Regions from separate parts of the Homo sapiens genome. Here region 2 is linked to region 1. The links are chromatin loops, found by intact Hi-C in ENCODE. Cell type or tissue: B cell. All regions are shown on one strand. Links, peaks and the distances in the headings refer to the core of each region. The heading gives the core; the rest is flanking DNA.

Region 1 (7,971 bases), core at 1,184-6,183:
TCTAAGGTGGTTCTCTAAATGGGGGTGGGGGGAGAGTGATGATTCTTACGCCTTCCCAGAGGACACCTGGCAACAGTACAACTGGGGGTGGGAGGTAGGGGTGCTACTGGCCTCTAGTGGGTACAAGGTAGAGGGGATGTTAATGCATAAGGCAGCCTCCCGCAGCAAAGAATGAGCCAGCCCCAGTTGGCAGACATTGAGATGGAGAGACTGAGAAAGGTTGAGAAGCTGTGGTCTACGGAGAAACCCTGGTCTAAGGACCTATTCTGGTATTTATTCAGTCTATCTGCTCAGGATGTTTCCCGGCCCATCTTGACTATTCCCAAGGAACCTCAACCCAACTCTTAAAGTGAAGCCCCAGGGTTTGCCTTGTTCAGCCTTAGTGCCTGGAACCTCTCGGCCTATGAAAGCCTTATACCCGGGGAAGCGATTGGAGAGAGGAATCCCTGTCCAGGGCTAATTGATTCCCCCAAGAACTGTGTATCTGCTCTCTTTGCGGTCAAGGAGAGAGGATTTATGAGACACATTAAAACCTATCTATGTCTTTCTTTGTAAATAAACTGTTTAGAGTTCTCAGATTTCGATCTAAATAGTTACAAACTTTATCAGGCTTTGCTGTAGTGTTGTTCAAAATAAGATCCTGCAATTATCACTCAATTGCTGCCTTGGAACTGAGACAGGCAGGCGCCGTGGGCACGGCCCAGGACGGCACACTGCTTGGAGATACAGGTCAGGGAGATGCTTCCACTCCATGTTTCCAAGAGAGCACAGGACATTCTTTGTAACGCACGTCTGTGTGTCCTGGGAGGGTGGATGAGGAGCCATCTGAACTGTCTGCTTCAAATTTATAAGAGCCTTTTTGAAAAGGAGATTGTCAGGGGCTTGCAGCCCTGGTACTGCCTCTGTCAGCTGCAGGGAAGACAACAGACTGTTCACACCTGTGTGCTCCGGGAACCAGGGGATGACATGCCACCACTTGCTCAACTTGGGATGACTGGTACGAGGGAGTCTATAAAAAGACTTGGTCTTCTAATTACTTTAATTCATTTTTTTAAAAGCATAGCTGTACTTCAATTTAGCAACCATATTCCTAAAAATGTTAGGCCATACAAGCAAACATTTTTGTCCTTTTTTCCATGATCACTCCCATAAAAAAAAAAAAAACACCTTTTGGGCATTTTTCTGATTGCTTCTCCACCTCCTTGAAATTTTGATATGTTACACTGTGTATCTGGTTATGTATAATGGTCCTTAGGAAGGCCACACACCTTCACAGTAGCTAGGATCTCACCTTGGGGGCCATACCAGTCTCTTTGAGCATGGCTGTGCTACACTGCATCTGCCCATTTGATTTGACATTGACAGTAGCCACTATCAAAAAGTATTCAAGAAACCAGGCACGGTGGCTCATGCCTGTAATCCCAACACTTTGGGAAGCCAAGGTGGGGTGGATCCCCTGAGGTCAAGAGTTCGTGACCAGCCTGGCCAACATGGTAAAACCCCATCCCTACTAAAAATACAAAATTAGCAGGGTGTCGTGGCACATGCCTGTAATCCCAGCTACTCAGGAGGCTGAGGCAGGAGAATTGCTTGAACCCGGGAGGTGGAGGTTGCAGTGAGCCAAGATCGCACCATTGCACTCCAGCCTGGGCGATGAGAGCGAAACTCAGTTTCAAAAACAAACAAAAAAACAAAGAAGCATTCAAGAGCCTGAAATTTTTTTTTCAGTGATTTTTAAGTCTATTTTTAATGGCTCTTTGTAGGAACAATGGCAAGAAGATTAAAATTATCTGCTAGATAATCAATTAATGTCTGCAGACATTTGTAGCCTTTTCTATGAATGGACTTATTTATGAAACTGATTTATACAACATCCATTGTTTAAGCTTACTTTTTATGTATGCTTGGAACAATTTTTCATGTAATTACATAAATTTTGGACATCCTTTTTATAGATGTGTAATATGCCATGCTAAGTATGTAGGTTATCAGATTTAAAGAACTAGTTTTGTTGGCTATTTAGGCTAATTCTGATGTGTCTCTATTAGAAAATGCTGCAGAGAACAGATGCAGCTCATCTTCATGATTTTTTGGATGCATTCATATTGTAAGATGCTAGGAATTCTTTTGCCTTTTAATTAAAATGTACCAGCACTTAAATGATCCATTATAAGTAAAAAATCTCCCAATAGATTAAATAAAGCAAAATAGTAACAGATCTTTGCATGTCTATGTCTGTCTGTGTGCAACTTAGACTTTAATTTGTTATTTAGCTTAAGGCAATGTGTTCCTAAATGCTACTCTAAGAACTTGTACTTACCACCCCTTCCACCAAACACAGACACCTTCCAGAGGACCCTTGCCCTCCAATGAGATCTCTATTGTCTTATATTAATTTAACCCTGCTGTTCTAGGTATATCAGAAGTCCCATAGAGTAGGCCTGTTTTAATTTCCCAAGGGACCACATAAAACATTGTACCTGGTGTGCTCAAGTTCAGTGAATTACTATCAGGACTTCTTGGAGTCTTCTTTCCCCTAAGATGCCCCAGTTTCCATGTTGTTGGCACATGGCCAGGTGCAGTATCCCCTCCAAACCTATGACTGGATCACTGATTGGAATTCTCCCTGGGGGGCTGCCCCTTCCTTCACATTCTCAGCTCCATGCCCCGCCACCCCCTCCTCAAGTAAACAGCTCTTGAGATTTGACCCAGGAAAAGTCAAGTCCAACAGAAACTCCCAGAACATTATACCCCGGCCCCATTTGTTTTGAAAATAGTATCGAAGCTTACAATTGCAAACATACAAGTGCTTAATTATTGCTCAGTATCCATTTTATTTCTAGATATTCATTGAATTCCATTCAAATGTCGATATTAGCAATATTAAAAATAGATGGCTGCAATTTTTCTACTGATTATATAAAGACAGACACTTTAGGTAATGGTCACATATGATGTGATTAAATTGTTTTGCTGTCATTGTGTTAATTATGTGCCAAAGTTAAACATATTCATCTGCAAATTCAAATCTGCCTGGATATTACCAGTAATTATGGCAGTAGCAGTCAAATAAGTGTCCTCATGTGGTCGAGAGAGTGTTTGAGGCTATGGTAAATATCATAAAAATATCATAGTCTATCATGTGTTTGAAATACTATCCTCTGATAAATGACTACTTTTTAATACCTGTTTGTTTTCCTGTGTATGAGGCAAATGGAAAGGAAAATACTTTTTGAATGAGCTTGTTCATTGACTTCAGAAATGGTGGAAACCTTTGCAGTGTCTGCATCCCCCTGCTCTGTACTCAGCATGGGGCAGCCACCGAAGGCTCCCAGCCCCTCACCCAGAGATACTGGAAGTACCACAAAAGTTGAGAAGCAGCTGGTGTTTGGCAGGTGAGGCAGAGGATATTATTGTTATTGATTATTGTATCCTGATTATTATCCTTCATGCCATCTTCCTGGTAAGGAGGCCCTTAGACAGGTAAGAGCCCATAAGAGTAGTCAATTTTGATCTTCGTGTTCATCTCTGTGATTTTCTTTCTTAATCTATAAAAAATATCTTTGTTGAAGAAGCGGTTATGTACCAAATGTTTGTGTCCCCCCAAAATTCACATGTTGAAGCACTAACCCTCAAAGTGACTGTACTAGGAGAAAGGGCCCTTACAGAGGTAATTAAGGTTAAGTGGACTCATAAGGGCAGGGCTTGATCCAATAGGATCAGTGTCCTTATAAGAAGAGACAGGAGAGTGCTCAAGCACTCTCTTCACCATGTGAGGACATAGCAGGAAGGCAGCAGTCCACAAGCCAGGAAGAGAGCCCTGACCAGGAACCAAATTGGCTAGCACCTTGATCTTGGACTTCCAGCCTTCAGACCTGGGAGAAAATAAGTTTCAGTCATTTAAGTGAGCCAGTCTATGGTATTATGTTGTCGCAGCCCAAGCTGATGAATACAGAAGGAAATGAAAATAATGGGGATTCTGGCTTAGCTTTGGCACCTGGATTGTCTGTCACCTGTAGATCTATTGAGCATCCAGCTAAACATTTTGAACCTCCCTGGGTACCTGAGTCTGTGACCAGTGTTGGAGACTCAAAGATCTGTAAGACACAGTTCTCATCGTTGATAACCTACAGGTCACATTTGACAGGCTTCCATCAGGGAGGTCTTGTGATTCATGGCCACATCCTGTCCCCAAGTAAAGAACCTTACTGTGAGTTCCTCAAATTGTTGATGTACTGATTAATGCACGACCTACTGACATTGAAAAGGACACTGATTTGTTTCTGAATCATGAAGTTTTGCTGATTTGTCTCTGAATCATAAAGTTTTATTGATTGTCTTACATGTCCACATTTTAGCCTGTATGTTGCAAGCTGAAGCAATGATTAAAACCTCTGTATTGCACCTTAACCAAAAGGATAACTCTATAGAAGGAGTGGCTCCCTTCCTTCTCAACATTCCTCTAAAAGCCTTCCTACCTGTAACAGACCCTAGAACATGCTGGACTTTGTCAGTGTGTCTTCCCTGGTCCATCCTCACACTTGATTTCCAATAAACCTGTGGGGTCCTGATAAGAGTAAGATTAAGATTAAGATTAAGATAAGATGAATCTCATTTGGGAGAGAGCCCCAGGTGGGGAAGAACAATAAGCCATTGTTCTGAGAGCCAGCCAATCACAGACAACCTACAGACATACAATGACCTTATTCCACCTATAGTCCCCTCCAGCTCTGCTGACACCTCGATCTTGGAAGAACCACCTACCAACATGGGTGAAGGCAGAGGACAGGACCTTCCTTTGGGGCAATTGCTCTGGTGCCTCTGTTCAGGGGAGGTGTCACATTCTAAATAGCTGAGCATGGGCAGGAAGCACGTCAAGAGTGCCCAGGTAAAGGACAAGTGTCTAGATCTAAGGACACAGTTTCCCAATGAGCTTATATCCCAGGACATCGGTTTTGAATCCAAAACTGGGACTCAGGGTGTGGGAGACATTAGGGAGAAAATTAGACTTTTGAGAGTAATGCCCGGGAACACCCAATGAGTAGCTGAGCCAGAAAGCTGCAGATTTGTATGGATATCACCAAACATCAAGCAAAAGGCTTTTCCTCTCTGAAGACCAAAATGACCAATCATAGTGATCAGCCTTGAAAACAAATTAGAAAAGGCTGTGCTTGGGAAGCTGGGAGGTACGATGATATTTTAGTGCCTTAAATGTGAGTCAGGGTAGAGACAAGATTCTCTGAGTTGAGTCTATGTTATTCCTCTGAGGCTTGTTGACCAAGGGAAAGTTAGAAAGTTATATATGTGTGTGTGTGTGTGTGTGTGTGTGTGTGTGTGTTTTAAAGTTTTGCTACAACTGGACTACAGTCCAGAGGGGAGATATATATATATAATATATAATATATTATATATATCACACTATATACAGGACAGATGATATATAGAAGATATATTATATACACACACACACACACACACACACACTGGGGGTGTGTGTGTGTATGTGTGTGTATATGTTTTAAAGTTTTGCTACAACTGGACTACAGTCCAGAGGGGAGATATATAGATATAGATATATATATACACACACACACACACACACACACAAAACATATATCTATACACATACATATAACATATATATATATTATGTATATAAAGTGGTGCAATGGACTATATGTTTATGTCTTCCCAAAATTCATACATTGCCACGGAGAGGGGCTTCTGGGAAACCAGTCCTACTAAACCCTAAGGTAATAGTATTAGGAGGTGGGACCTCTGGGAGGTGATTAGGTCATGAGGGAGGAGACTTCAAGAATGGTATTGCTGCTTTTATAAAAGGGATCCCAGAGAGATTGTTTGCCCCTTCTACCCTGTGGGGGCACAGGGAGAAAACAGCCATCTCTTAGGACTGGGCCCTCAGCAGACACTAAATCTGCCAGTGCCTTGATCTTGGACTTCCCATCCTCCAAAACTGAGAGAAATAAATTTCTTTTGTGTGAAAGCCGCCCAGTCTATGGTATTTTCATTAGAGCAACCCAAACAGGACTGAGAGAAGTAGTATTGCTGGAACAGGGGAAACAATAATGGTAAAATATACAGGGTGGAGGGGCCCTGGTCTTTAGAGACATCATCTTCTTTCTTATCCTTGGGCAGAAGCAGCAGGAAACTAACAAGAACTTCCAGCAGCAGGTGCATGGTGAGCTCATCACTATTGCAGTCACATCAGGCTGCCATTCAGGATACCAAAGATGGGGCAGCTTACACACCAGGCATGACTTTCTCAGTTTTGGAGGCTGTAAGTCAAAAATCAAGGTGGCAGCCAATTCTGTTCCTGGTGAGAGTCCTCTTGCTGGTTTGCAGATGACTGGCTACTCTCTGAATCCTTACATAAGGAAGAGAGCAATCATCTCTCTCCTGTGTCTTCTCCTAAGAGTGCTAATCCCATTCATGAGGGCTCCACCCGCATGACCTATCACCCCCAAAACCCCATCTCCAAATACCATCACTTTAGGGATTAGGACTTCAACAGAGAAATTCAGGGAGGGGACCACAAACACTCAGTGCACATCAGTAACTCACAACTTCTCTCGTAGTTCCCTGTGGATGTGTGGAAGAATGGGTATCTGTCAAAAGTTAGACACACCAGGGGAAAGGAAAGCCTGGTGATTCTATAGAACCTTCCTTGTACTCCCGTCTCCAATTCAGGATCCAATGGCAGGAGAATGGGCAACAAAATGCCCTGAGAAGCTCATGAGGTCAGCACAGAAGATGCCATGAGTCTCCTGTGATGTTGGGAAAGGAATCTCTCTCAGTGGACACTGTGGGGAGGGAAGGAGGGTCTGGGAAACAATGCCTCTCTTGCCTTTTTAAATCTAAGAATTGCACATTCAGAGGGGAGTGGGAGTACAGTCATGTCATCATCTCCACATTTCATTTGATAAAGGATAGACGGTTTTGAGTCATAGACCTTTAAATATGCATGGGGTGGGGGTGGCATTAGATGAACCCTAGTCTCAAGTTGCTGGGTGAGATGAAGTCAAACAGTATCAAACCCTTTCATTCTCCTAAAAATGAGCCAAGACCATGAGCTGTAGGTAGGCATTTGCTCCAAAATGATATATTGCAGTTTTGCAACTTTCCTTTCTGTGGCTGCTGCTGTCCAAAATGCCACTTCCCTCTTAAGTTCTTCTATGCACAGTTAGAAAGATAAAATGCTAAGCAGTTGAAAAGGGTTGAAAAAGAAAGATGTAGGTTTAGGTCCGGAGCCTGGCGCACCCGCCCTAATTTGAGTCAGGGACCCTAGGCGCCTGCAGCTCCGGTTCGGGTTGAGTGCCTCCTGTCAGGATGTGAAGCTGCTGTCCCCCCCGGGGGCCTCCAGCACTGCTGAGGACTCAGCAGTCAGCCTCTCCTCCCACTTGGGCTCATTTACAGAGAGCATCTCCAGGAATCAGTCATGGGGAAAGGGGAAACGCGGAGTGACAACACAACACGTAGAAAGTTCTCTGCCGCCTTGGTCAGGCTTGTCAGCCTCACAGCCCATCCTGCTCCTGCGGGAGGAAAAGTGAGCAGAACTCAGCCCGGAGATGAGCCGCAGGCCGGCAGCCCCTGCCTCTGCCCTGCTTGTTGTGACTGCAATGCAAGGCTCTCTGTAGGTGCGGGGGATTCGGGTTAAATGGGTCTCCAGTGGTCCAGCGCTCCCAGCAAAGGCCGACCACAAGAATTAGCGGGCTAGTTATTTACCATAACCATATACAAAACCACAAGCATCAGCGTTCCCTCAAATACATCCGAGACGCTGTATATCTCTTTATTAAAGCCTGTCAGGGTTTGTTATTGCACAGCTTGGCCTTGAACCCCAACTAAACCAGGCTGCTTGAGCAAAGAACCAAGCAATGCAAGCATTCAGGCAGGACCATTATAACCCTGAGGCCAAAGGCAGAAGCAGGGAGAGGAGACGTCTTCCTCTCC
Region 2 (7,971 bases), core at 1,461-6,460, 87 kb before region 1:
ACTCAAATGTTAATCTCCTTTGGCAACACCCTCACTGACATACCCAGGATCAATGCTTTGTATCCTTCAATCCAATCAAGTTGACAGGCAGTACTAACCATCACAACTTCATTAGTTTTCCCTAGGAATTTCCTAGTTACTTTTCCACAAATTTTCAGTCCTGGAAGCCCAATTCCTCTTTCCTTTGTCCAGGTACTTTTTCGCAGTTTATTACTCTTTGTTAAAATGGTATATAAGCCCCAGAGTCTAACCACTTCTTTGTGTTGTCAACTCCTGTGCACACAAAAATATTAACATCAATAAAATGTATATGCCATTTTCCCTGTTAATCTGTCTTGTCAGTTTAATTTCTATGCCCCAGTTACTAAACCTAAAATGGTAGAGGGAAAAGTGGTTTTTTCCTCCCCTACACGTGACACAGGGCTGTAAAATATGTTCAAGTTAATTTAATCTGTTTTAAGGTTTAATGAGACTGGTTTTATTTTAGAGCACAATGAACTTTGGAACTCTTTCCTCTCAGTTGCCTAGATGCAGGTATGACACATCTGAGAAATTATCCAGGAATTAGCTTTATCACAAGAAGAAAAAGTCAAACACCCGTGATTGTTGCTTTCCCACAAAACAGGGGTGCATCTTAGAATTTCTGCACCTCTGACTTGGCAGAAGCCTCAGCTTCATGAATAGTTGCAGGAGGTAAGTTGATGCAATGGGATGCTGGGCAGGTCTCCTAAACCCAAATCTCCCGCCTCCTCATGTTCCCTGTAATTTCCATAATAGAAGACAACAGTTTTCATTTCACAATTATTGATAGCAATCACAAAACAATACCTGTGAGAAATGTTATACTAACAATCCCACATTCAGTTTTCAATGGTTAAGAGACATCTTTTCCAGCAAAAGATGTGGATGAGACTGAAAAGGATATCACAGATGGAGGAGACAAACACTTAAAATGGGGTTTAGCCATGATGGAAATAAATTTCACCTACTTCTGAGCTTGACAGGTCAACCCTTACTAGGCTTCATCCATCGACCCAAAGCAGCTACTCAGATGTTACTTTCCAAGCATTGTTTTTTGGTTTTTTTTTTTTTTTTTTGTGAAAACAAAACAAAACAAAAAAACACCTGAGTTCATCATTTATTTCATTTTTTTGGTAAAACAATTCATTTAATTCTTGCCTTCAAAGAGCTTTTCAACTGGAGGAGGATGTAAAGAAAAATGCATAATTATGTAGAGTAGAAACATAAATACATTCTAGCAATTTACAGTCCTTTAGAGCCTAAAGTTTAGAAATACATACACTTCAACACATATTCCAAAAATACTTCTGCAAAGAGGCAGCCCTCTCCTACCAACAGCTACTAAAAGAGTCCACCAAATGTCTAGATATAAAAATACATAATCATACAATTAATGAAAACTTATTTTGCATTGTGTAAAATTTCAAGTATCTATCAAGGTTGGTTCTATCATTGGTGTGCTTGAATTGGAGGGTGAGCAAGGCTCCTATGTTGCACCTGGGAATGCACCTCTTAAATCTGTTAATATGTTATCCTTCTCTTTTTAATTTTCTTAAAATTTGTTTGTTGAAAAACCTAGAGCATATTTTCTACATTTTGCTTGTTGCTGACTGTATCCCCATGGTGATTCTTGATAGATTTATTTTTCCCTTGTGTTTTCTACAGCCCTAGTAGTGAGATCTAGAGGCTGGCTAAGATTTAGCTTAGAAGGTTTGAGTGATAGTATATCAGGAGATGTGCTGTGTCCTTCCCATTGCATCCAACTGGAGACACGTAATATCTGGTTCTCTCTCTTTTTGTGATATTGGCATTGACCATTGGGAGTAGGTGATGCCAGCTTCATCCAAAGCTTCCCTTCAGCATTTTGTCTAACAGTTTTAGCAGTCATTGATAATCCTTGCCTAGACTCATTGTTTCATTAGTGGTTACAAAGTGGCGGCATTCTAGCTCCTTCTAATGCCTCCTTTGTTTATAAATTCTTTTGAAAAAGAAAAAATTTATCTCCTCAACTATTTTGGTTATCCCAAGGTACAGCGCTTTCTGGAAACTGGGGATAAATGCTTGATTCTTTACCTTTATTTGCCACTTTTCAGAACAATGAGTTGGTTCCTGGCATCCTACAAGGGGAGTGCAAAGCTTTTAAAATATCACTATAAATGCTTGGATTTTGACATATCCTCTATGTTTCAATACATTGCAGATATTATTCTTTGTTTGTTTGTGTTGAAATAGGATCTTCTGCTGTTGCCCAGGCTGGAGTACAGTGCTGCAATCATAACTCACTGCAGCCTCGACTTCTTGGGCTCAAGTGGTTCTCCCACCTCAGCCTCCTGAGTAGCTGGGACTGTAGGCGTGCACCACCACACCCAGCTAATTTTTCATTTTTTATTTTTTGTAGAGACAGGGTATCACTATGTTGTCCAGGCTGGTCTTGAACACCTGGATATTGTTCTTTTTAGATCCATCTTTGAATATAGTTTTTTCATCTTTGGCCAGTAGGAGGCTTTACCTGTTGAGTCCTGTGTGTTTTGAGTCTTTTCCCATTGCCTAAGCTGTCTTTGAAGGCTTCCTTGCTTTCTGGTATGATAAGATGTTACCACCTCATCTTGAACATTTCTTGCCCCAGGCTGGAATTAACCTTTTTTTTTTTTTTTTTCTCTCAAGGACCCTGGTTCCTTTCAATAAAAAAGGCATTTGGATACGAAAGCATGGATGCTTGGGAGCTCCTTGTTCTTGGGGGGGTTAATCATTGGTTCTAGACCTTTTCAGTGGACACATCCAGAAAACGTTTTTAAATAGAAATACATCAGGAGTTTATACCAATATTTACAATTCAAGTTAAGAGCTACAGATTTTTAAATGTAGTGTCTTTGATTTTCTATTTAATTATCTTAAGTCAAAAAACTTGATTTCTTATGACATAAATATAATTATTTTGTGCTTTTCCTGGTTAATGTAAGAAAAAAATTTTAAGAATCCATACCAACATATTATTAACAATATAACTACTGAAGCAATTTAATATTTTGTTGCAGTTCTTTTCGTCCTGAGGACATGTCCCACTGCAGATATACAACCAAATAGACAAGAGTGTAAATCACTTCAAATAATTCCTTTCTACATGGTTAATACTCCGACTGATTTATTTCATTTTGTTTTTGAATTAAGGGATTTTTTTTGTTTTATAATTTTGTCAAATATTTGTATATTTTCAAATGAACAAAACAAAGCAAATTCAGGAAAACCTCGTTTCCAAATCTGTTGCTTTCACTGTTTCCTCCCTCCTCTAATGATTCGCTTTTATTAATTTGTTGTTTCCTATCCTACTGTCATTGAATGTGTTAAATATTAAATACACACTCACTTTTCTTAGGCAAAAGGTAGCATAATACACATTCTAATTTTTGTCTTACTTTTTGCACTTAAGAATATATTCTAAAGATTACCCCTTGGCAGTATATAAGTTAGTCTTTCATCTCTTTTAGTAGCTACATAGTAGTTCATTGTGTAGATGTAGCATAGTTTATTCAATCAGTCCCCTCCTGATGAATATTTGGGCTACTGCCAGTCTCCTTCCACTGCCACCAGTGCCACAATAAATAGGCTTTTGCATTTTTTTTTTTCATATTTGGTAGTCTATCTTTGGGATAGATTCCTAGAAGTGGGATTGTTTGGTTAAAAGATAAATAGAGCTATCATGTTGCTGAAATCCCTGCCTAGTGGCTGTACCACTTTGCATTTCCACCAACAATACATAAGAATGTGTGTTTTCCCAAGAGAATATTTTCAAATTTCAAAGTATTCAATTAGAACACCCACCAAGAAAGATCTTTATTAGGAGAATCAAACTAAAGCTATTGATACTTAAAATACACCTAATAACAACAATTTTTAAAGCTTTTGACAGGTGCTTTTCATGAATATAGACCTAAGAATTTGACTTAGAAATAAGAGAGACGTTGTACTGAAAAGATAGAAGTAGAGAGAGGAGACCCAGTGGAAGAGTAGAAAAGTAGAGAGTCATTGGCTTAAAGAGTTGAAAAATAGATCCTTATCTCAGCCCTGCTGTGAGCTAGGTATGTAATCTACACGAAATTGCCTGCCACTCTGGGTTTCAGTTCCCTCTGATGCATAAGCAGGAGGTGAGGTTTCTTACCTCACCCTGCTGTCAGTTGCCTTCCAGATCTCTCATCTGTGTGCCTGCATGCAGAAGGCGAAAGGAATGCTACAGGAAGCCATCAGACCAGGGTGGGAAAAACTGGGGGAAGCCCCACTTCCACGTTAGACCAAAATCAAATCAGAACCCCAGACACTCCCAAGCTGGGTGTTGTTTGCAAAACATTGTTCTCCTGGGACCTGGGACCAAGGTTGGGCAGAGGGTGGAGTCTTCAACATTTACCAAGTTCCTGTTTTAGGCTGGGCATGCTGTAGCTGCCTGGCATTCGTCAACTTGCTTTTGTCCCTGTAATCTGTTTTGCAAATAAAGACACATGGTCTCAGAGAGATTAAGTGGTTTGTCCCAAATCACACAGCTGGCAGCAGAGCTGGGGTTAAAGTCTTCTTATTGCTTTGTACCTGTGAGCCCTACACTGCTGCAGAAATACTACAAAGAATCGGTTCTCTCCTAGACGACAGAGGCCATGTACTGAACACAATTAGTTAAACCCTGTGTAAAACTGGAGCCTTCTGGGCATGATAGAGAACTTCCAGCTGTCTTTGAACAAGACAGCTTTGTCCCAAGAAAGCTGTCAAATGACTCACTGCCTGATAAGGAATTAGAAAACCATAAAATAATCCTGTCAATCTATTCACTAAAAGCTAGAAGTTCATTTGTTACCAAATTCCTGGCCAAGCAAAAAGGTGTCAAAAGGGAAATTAACACTTAATTGATCCATAACTATGCAGAAAGCATTATGTTGGGTAATTTACAGATGCTACTTAATTTAATTTTCATAATATTCCAATAAAATAAGAGTCATCTTTCCATTTTACAGACGAAGCAACTGAAGTTCAGAGAGATAAACTAAATGCTGTAAGTTCTCGCATTTAGTAGTGGTGGGACTATAATTTTACCATGTTTCTTTGTGATTTCAAAGCCCACTCTCAATTCCCCAAGTTGTATTAAGCCAATGTGACAGGACCGAAGGAGCCCGGCAGTGGACACAGAGCAGGATTTGTTCTTCTCTGGTTTTCTCGGTAACCAGCTATGTGCACATCACATAAAGACTTCGGAGTTCAGTTAATTTTTGTCAACATCTCTTGTTCCCTTCAGGTCACAGCCCACATTCTTAGCATGGCCACTCTGCCCTATGGCCACCGTGGCCTATATGACCTCATCCCTGCCTACCCAATAGAAGTCACTCCCACCTACCACACTCCAGCTCCCCTGGACCCACTGAGCTCCTTCAGAGCATCACACCATCCCACCTTGGAGGCTTTGGTTACACTGCTCCTTCTGCCTAGCACTCAGTCCTCCTTCTCCCTCTCCCGCTCCATCCCTTGGGTAATTCTTACCTATCCTTCAAGGATGAGTTTAGCCATGTTTTCCTCAAAGAAGTTTCTGATCATTCAATCACATAAGATCACTCTGCTATTTGCCTCCCTAGTATCATAGCCTCCTTTCCCTTTTTTAAATAGCATTTGTTACTTTTAACATGGTTTCTTCATCGTATTTTCTATTTCAAAGTTCATCTTCCTTGTAAGCTCTATGATGGTGACAAACACACTATCTGTCTCATTCACTGATATTTCCCCAGAGTCACACACAGCACCTGGCTCCATAAACACATGCTCCCGACTCCGTCCCTCCTGCTTGCCCCTTCCTGTAGCCTGGACAGGAGACTTGGGATTCTTCCAGGAGAGATGCTCTAGAGTGGACAGACTTCATCTATCATTGGCATTTTTTAAAAGACTTGATTAGAAACCAAAGTAACAAGTATGATTAAATGATGGAAATGCTAGATGTTAAAAACCAAGGTTAGAACTCCAGGTTGTGTCTTGTGACCTCAGCTGCCCATGAGTTTGGCAAACTGCAAAACCACGCATAGGAAGGGTTATTGCCTCAACTGTTGTTTTGGATCAGTTTAGTCAGACATGCATATGGCAGAATTCTTTTTTTTTTTTTTTTTTTGAGATGGAGTCTCGCTTTGTTGCCCAGGCTGGAGTGCAGTAGTGTGATCTCAGCTCACTGCAACCTCTACCTCCAGGTTTCATGCGATTCTGCTACCTAAGCTCCCAAGCAGCTGAGACTGTAGGTGCATGCCACCATGTCCAGCTAATTTTTGTATTTTTAGTAGAGATGGGGTTTCACCATGTTGGCCAGGGTGGTCTCAAACTCCCGACCTCAAGTGATCCATCCACCTGGGCCTACCAAAGTACTGGGATTACAGGTGTAAGCCACTGCGCCCAGCCCAGAAATTTAACATCAGGTGTATGTCATCAATTATAAAGCCCTGAGTATGGAGAATTCATCTTTTGCAGAAGGTTCTCCTGTGGCCAATTTACTAGAAAAATACAAAGAAACCACACCAGGAACCAGGAGGTAACACTATCAGCAACATCTTTGCATTAAGACAATATCTCCATCTAAACACACTCATTTTTATTTTTACTTAACTATAATTTGCTTGATAAAAATGCAAAATAATCTTCCGTGGTAAATTATAAATACTTTCACTCAATATTACAATTAACCTATATTCCTGAACCCCAAACCATGGCACACTGTCTAAGTGCCTTGTACACACTATTTTGATAAATTCCCACAGTGACTTTAAGGATGGTACTGGTGTTTTCCTTGTAGACAGCCAGGAAAGGGAGGAAAAGAGAGATCGAATACTGGTCCCACACAGTATGGGCGGAATCCAAACCCAGGTGGGAAGCTTCTGAGCCCGCTAGGAATCCTTCCTGTTTGTAAGCTTGCTTTGTATCAAATGATCAAGCACAGACACACTTATCCTAAAATGGGGAGCACATGCCCTGCTTTCTGACTGAACTTGAATTCTCAGAAACATTATTTATGGGGGAAAAGTCTTACAAGTAAAGAAGTCAGCTAGCTTCTCAGTCCAAAATCTACCTAGAGAAATCTTTTATTATTGTCCAATTAAGTTTGGCAAATTGCAAAACCACTCATAGGAAGGGTTACTGCCTAAATTGTTGTTTTGGATCAATGTAATCATACATGCATATGGTCGAAATTTAACATCAGGTGTGTGTCATCAATTATAAGGCCCTGAGTATAGAGAATTCATTGCATTTTTTATTATGACAACATTTACCAAGTTGACCATGTTTAAGCATTTACCAAGTCAATCATTTAGCATTCTATAGTTCAAAGGTGATGGGTATTACATTTAAAGGAAAGATGACATAGTCAACAATGCCACTAGCATAAAGCATCTAATTTCTAGGCTCTCCACTTCAGCTCTCCTCTGTTAAGGCTGGAAGTAACTGCCATGATCTCACCACTAGGAGGGAAAAAGAGAAATCTACCCATCTATGATAGTGAAGAGAAAGCTCAAAGCAAGTGGACCTATGGCGCTGTGCTCAGACTTGAGCAGACATCAGAATCCCATGGAGGGCTTGTAAAGATCCAGATTGCAGGCCCACCCCTAGAAGTGGATCTGAGGTGGGGGGGCCCATGATTTTGCATTTCTAGCAAGTTCTCAGGTGATGCTGACACTGCTGGTGCAGGGACCACACTTGAGAACCACCCACCCATGACACTGGTGCACAATGTTTCAAACTCATGCCAACAGCAGACAGGATGCATCTACCCACATCTATACCTGGCACACCTGCACCACACAGGAACACCACATATCTGCACAAGGTATCACAGGCATACCCGTCACACACATGCACACACTTTTTTGCATGTGTATGCCAGAAACACACTATACATCTGCACCACTCATAGGTAATACAAACTGGCATCACGCACACAAACAC

Evidence for each region. Hi-C counts contacts between places; a loop is a spot of excess contacts. Peaks named below come from ENCODE experiments on the same cell type or tissue, not always from the same donor. Only the 100,000 strongest peaks of a DNase experiment are listed, where the experiment ranks them.
Region 2: a loop joins it to region 1, with 3 times the contacts of the local background. A loop is called at or near these places in 2 of 110 quality-filtered maps.

The regions. Positions count from the first base shown.
Region 1 is chr21:35,521,367-35,529,337 of GRCh38, forward strand. All of the region lies in intron 1 of LOC100506403 (a long non-coding RNA gene), which reads right to left. Among named protein-coding and RNA genes, the nearest start is that of MIR802, 200 kb to the right of the region's middle. RefSeq lists enhancers at 3,513-4,712, 6,966-7,085, 7,146-7,195, 7,216-7,395. In B cell, for the core only: no CTCF peak of the experiment used is centred there; a DNase peak (open chromatin) is centred at 4,165; H3K27ac peaks cover 1,846 bases.
Region 2 is chr21:35,434,582-35,442,552 of GRCh38, forward strand. All of the region lies in intron 2 of LOC100506403 (a long non-coding RNA gene), which reads right to left. Among named protein-coding and RNA genes, the nearest start is that of MIR802, 280 kb to the right of the region's middle. In B cell, for the core only: no CTCF peak of the experiment used is centred there; a DNase peak (open chromatin) is centred at 4,180; H3K4me3 peaks cover 1,179 bases; H3K27ac peaks cover 1,480 bases.